2 separate regions of the Mus musculus genome follow, and region 1 is linked to region 2. Evidence: chromatin loops called from intact Hi-C (ENCODE). Cell type or tissue: heart. All regions are shown on one strand.

Region 1 (2,500 bases), 150 kb after region 2:
ATGGTGCTTTTCCCAACGCCACCCTTTCCAGAAAGAACAAGGATGATGTGTCGCACCCCGGCCAGGTTCCCGGGTTCTGGTGAGAAACAGGAGTTGGGGTGTCTGAGAGAGCGACAAAGACAAAGGCACGCGGGTAGGTCTTCTAGAAGCCCCAGACCTGTCTCAGCCTCACTTCTGTCTGAAGTGGAGCAACTGAAGGCACGTGCACACGTGAACGCTCACTTCAAACTGCCAGCTAATTTTAACAGACACAGAGGAAACTAACAGAGTAGATGATCACAGCTAAGCGACACCCGCGCACAAACGCAGACTCCACACTAGAGACTTCCAGTTCTAGGGAAGCAGGGCCCCCAATTCTCGGAAAGGCGTGAGGCTGAGGTCTTAGAGCAGATATAACCGCCGATGTGTGCATCGCGACACTCGGCTAGCTCAGTAAACAAGGGGACATGGGATGCTTTGGCGTGGGCCTGCACGCGGTTCGCCTTCAGACTTTCCCAACCCCTCGCGTTTGACCGACCTGCACGCTCACCGGCAGCAGCCTCCATTCCGCTACTAGTTGCTTTTCGCGGCTCTCTTCCGCTTCCTCTCCAAACTTTCGCAGCCTTTGAACCAATGGTGACAAGAGCCCGCCCCTTACTCATTTTGAGAGGTTAGTCATTCACCGTCCAGCCAATCAGATCACCCAAGGAGGTCCCGATCCTGGCAACTGATGATGACGCCACGGGCACGGACACACTTCCTTATATTTGTCCAATGGTCATGCGAAAGTTTTTTTTTTTTTTGACCGCTCTAGCGAGGGCCAATAGAAACTTTGGTTCAGGATTGACAGTTTGTGCAAGCCTCTTGACAGCAGTCCTGTCTCGCGAGACCCGCCCCCGCGCGAAGCTGCCATAGAGCCCGCCTTCGGCTGCCGGGCCAATGCAGGGCGGGGGCGGGGATTGTTTGCGTCGCGGCCGGAACGGAAAGTGGGTCAGCGCCGGGGGAGCTTTTTGGCCGCAGGTGAGCCGCGCCGGCCCAGCCCGGTCAGGCCCGGCGGCCGGCGGGTTGACCTTGCAGGCGGTCAAGCCGGCCACCCGTTGTTCCCTGGCGGTGGCGCTCGGGAGTCTGGGCGGGGGCCTCGGAGTCAGGCGTCAGGGACGGCATCGCTGTGGCGAGATCCGCGAGCCTTTGGCGAGGGAAGCAACCTTCAGCCCCGCGGAGGCCGAGCGTGGCTACGTCCAGGGACATCTCTGGTTCATTCATTGGGTTCCTACTGTGTGTTCTTATACGGCGCTCAGCCAACCCAACTGCTGTGGAGTGCTGTGCGCGGCCCCGCCCGGCTTCTTTGTGGATGGCCGGGGCGAGGTAGGGTAGTACAGTGGGTCTACAGGGGGACAGGAGGCAGCTAGGACAGAGTCGACTATTAGACAAAGACAGTCCACTCGGGAGAGGAGATCCGGACCTCTCAAAGCCTTTCATTTTGTCCCAAGAACGATGTCAAGCCAGTGAGTTTAAGGTTGTATCAAAGACTGAGTTTGTAGTGTGCAGAGCCGGATGGGTGAGAGGGAGTTGTGTGGTGCAGGAAGCGGTGGGGGTCTCCAATGGCAAGGAGGGGTGTCAGGAGTGGATGACAGCGGTGTTTCTGGCATGAGGAACTGGATGCTGTGGATGCCATTTGCCAAAGTGGACCGCGGAGGAGGAGCAAGTTAAGTGTCAAATGCCTGAGGGGCAACAGCTCCTGAACAGAATGCAGAGATGGGCTGGGACACATCCAAAGTCATGGGTGTCTGGGTTGTGTTTCACACCATCGCCCTGGGCTTGATTGAGGTGCTCAGATACTCGAGCCAGGTACGAGCTTGTGGGAGTTTCTGGAGCTCAGAGCTCAGTGTTGAGGGCTTGGAGTCCCCAGCCTTTGGTGGATCCATGGCTTAGGCTGCCAGGTAGAAGTGGCAGGGGGCAGAGTTGTGGGGTGTAGATTTGGGCCTTGTTTGGACATTGATACATTACATGTCTTTAAAGTTACAGTTATTTTTTTCCAGGTTCTCTCCACTATGGCCCGGCGTACACGGAGTAGCAGGGCATGGCATTTCGTCCTGAGCGCAGCCCGCCGAGATACAGATGCCCGGGCTGTGGCTCTGGCAGGCAGCTCTAACTGGGGCTATGACTCTGATGGGCAGGTAGGTCGAAGTGGCAAGGTGGGGATAACCAGTGTCTATGTTGGGTGAAAAAGACACTGAGCCAGGCAGCTGAGCTGTGTCCTGGTATGTGGTGCTTTTTGGTCTGGTAAAGCCTGAGGTATGTCAGGCCTCAAGACAAGAGACAGGGATCGAAAGTTCTGGATAGTGCTGGTTACTGTACAATGCTTGTTCACCAGGCCTGCCAATTTTATTATTGTGTGCCACAGTGAATGGGTCAGGAGCCTTGTATGTGTGTTCTATCTTACACCTTTATTTGGTATCTGGGGAGCAAGCTTAGGTTGTCCGTGACGTGCAGTAGCACACATACATATGCTGAGCCATTT
Region 2 (2,500 bases):
CAGGGGTGACCAGTCGCTGGCATACCAAGAAGCTTCCAAGGAAGACCCACAAAGGCTTGCGCAAAGTGGCCTGCATCGGCGCCTGGCACCCTGCCCGAGTAGGCTGCTCCATCGCCCGGGCTGGGCAGAAGGGTTACCACCACCGTACAGAGCTGAACAAGAAGGTGTGTCCATAACTTTGAGGACTTTCTAGTGGGGTGGCATGACTCACACATGGATTGAGTTCATGAAATATTACTAGTTCCAGAGTCTGAGCATGTGGGCCAAGCGTGTGACTGGCCATGTTGCTAGCCACAGAACCTACCTCTGGTCCATTCTATGCTGTTTTCCTGCCAGATCTACCGCATTGGCCGGGGGCTGCACATGGAAGATGGAAAGATGGTCAGAAACAACGCATCCACCAGCTACGACGTAACTGACAAGTCAATCACACCCCTGGTGAGAGCCTGGCCAGGATGCCAAGTGGCATCTGATGGGAATCAGGGACAGGGGACAGCTCCATTTGGGTGCCACCCTGCCTGAAGAGCTCCATGTGTTTTCTACAACTGGATGTTGCCCCCCACACAGAATAGGCCCCAGGTCCTGGCAGGAGGGAGGTACTGGGAGAGCTCTCGCACACTTGAAAGCGTCAGTTCTCACCTGCTCCTGCACGCTCATAATCACTGTGAGGGGCTGGTATTCTGTGCCCATAGAGTATGGGGTCTCAGGAGTGAGTCCAGGGCCAGAAGGAAGTAGCTGCGGAGTTTGAAGCATGTGTCTGCTCTTTTTAAAAAAATACATACAGGGTTGGGCGTGGTGGCACATGCCTTTAATCACAGCACTAGGAAGGCAGAAGCAGGCGGATTTCTGAGTTGGAGGCGAGCCTGGTCTACAAAGTGAGTTCCAGGACAGCTAGGGCTACACAGAGAAACCCTGTCTCGAAAAACAAAAAACAACAAAAACAACAACAAAATACATACAGCATTTCATGTAACCCAGGTTGGGCTCCAGCTCCCTATATGGCTGAGAATGATCTTGAAAATTCTCCTCTTCCTTTCCTTTTTTTAAAAAGAAAGATTTATTTATTATGTATACAGTGTTCTGGGAAAAGATTTACTATGTATACAGTGTTCTGCTGCATGTAGCAGGCCAGAAGAGGGCACCAGATCTCATTACAGTGGTTGTGAGCCACCATGTGTTTGCTGAGAATTGAACCCAGGACCTCTGGAAGGACAGTCAGTGAGCCATCTCTCTAGCCTCTGATTCTCCTTTTTCTACCATCTGAGTGCTGAGAGCTTATGCCACGATACCCTGTTTTGTTGTTTTTATGTATAGCACTGGCTATCCTGGAACTTGCTTTGTAAACCAGGGTGGCCTTGAACTCAAACAATCCTCCATCTTCTGCCTCCCAAGTGCTGAGATTAAAGGTGTGTCAGTACCACTCGGCTAAAGCCGTTTATTAAGGTAGTGCTCAGGATGGAACACAGGGTCTCATGCTAGTCTAGAATGTTTCAAACTGAGCTCTCTAGTGAGGCTCTCTCTGGTACCCAAGCTGGCCTTCAACTCAAAGTGATCTCATATCCCCCTCTCAAGTGCTGGATTTACGAGTGTATACCACCGTGCTCAGCAAACCCAAACTTCTGAGCATCAGTGTGCCCACAAAAAGGCATATTGTTAAATGAGATGACACAGGAAAGATACTTAGTATTCAGTTGAGATGTTACTGCCCCCTGAGGAGTGACCCAGTGGGAAGGTATTGTCCCTGCACCCTGGGGTCTGCGCATAGGGCTCCCTCCCACTACAGCCTCCTAACTTGGCTGCCCTGTTCCTGGCTTGGTGTGGTCTGTCTCCCTGTAGGGTGGCTTCCCCCACTATGGGGAAGTGAACAATGACTTCATCATGTTAAAGGGCTGCATTGCAGGTACCAAGAAGCGAGTGATCACTCTGAGAAAGGTCAGTGCTGCTTGGCAAGCTGGGGAGTGGACTCCAGTGGCCTGTTCTGTCCTTTAGCGTGCTCTGTGGTGGGTTGTGTGGTGGGAGAGTAAAGGAAGGGGGTCTGGCAAGAGCGAGGGATTGACTGAGTCCTCCTTGGTGTGAACTGGAGGTCACAGGAGGAGTCGGGGCCCTCTGTCCTTGACATCTCTTCTCTCTTGGATACCCAGTCCCTTCTGGTGCACCACAGCCGCAGGGCCCTGGAGAATATTGAGCTCAAGTTCATTGACACCACTTCTAAGTTTGGCCACGGATGTTTTCAGACAGCGCAGGAGAAGAGGGCCTTCATGGTGAGCTAGTCCCACTTGTTCCAGAGAGGAACTAGAAGAAGGGGCCTTTTTAGCAAACCAGTAGAGCAGGCCCTAGGTGGCCCTGGCACTGGCCGTAGGTAGTATTTCTTGACTGACTCTCCTGACTAACTCTCATCTTGTCTCCTCACCTTAACCAGGGTCCCCAAAAGAAACATCTGGAGAAAGAGAAGCCGGAGACCTTGGGAAACATGTAAGATGTCTGGAATGGAGCACACCTG

Evidence for each region. Hi-C counts contacts between places; a loop is a spot of excess contacts. Peaks named below come from ENCODE experiments on the same cell type or tissue, not always from the same donor. Only the 100,000 strongest peaks of a DNase experiment are listed, where the experiment ranks them.
Region 1: a loop joins it to region 2, with 3 times the contacts of the local background. A loop is called at or near these places in 22 of 42 quality-filtered maps.

What each region holds. Positions count from the first base shown.
Region 1 is chr17:24,885,762-24,888,261 of GRCm38, forward strand. Nubp2 (nucleotide binding protein 2) reads right to left here and starts at 589. Exons shown (of 7, transcript NM_011956.3): 1 at 518-589; 2 at 1-76. The coding sequence starts at 545. Spsb3 (splA/ryanodine receptor domain and SOCS box containing 3) reads left to right here and starts at 913. Exons shown (of 7, transcript NM_001163751.1): 1 at 913-999; 2 at 2,019-2,156. The coding sequence starts at 919. In heart, a CTCF peak has its summit at 1,090; DNase peaks (open chromatin) are centred at 750, 1,820 and 2,130; H3K4me3 peaks cover 2,369 bases; H3K27ac peaks cover 1,566 bases.
Region 2 is chr17:24,733,581-24,736,080 of GRCm38, forward strand. It overlaps Rpl3l (ribosomal protein L3-like), which reads left to right. Exons shown (of 10, transcript NM_001163945.2): 6 at 4-164; 7 at 337-438; 8 at 1,837-1,932; 9 at 2,142-2,261; 10 at 2,420-2,500. The coding sequence ends at 2,476. Among named protein-coding and RNA genes, the nearest start is that of Msrb1, 1.8 kb to the right of the region's middle. In heart, a CTCF peak has its summit at 1,119 (motif pointing right); DNase peaks (open chromatin) are centred at 51, 271 and 2,091; H3K4me3 peaks cover 301 bases; H3K27ac peaks cover 683 bases.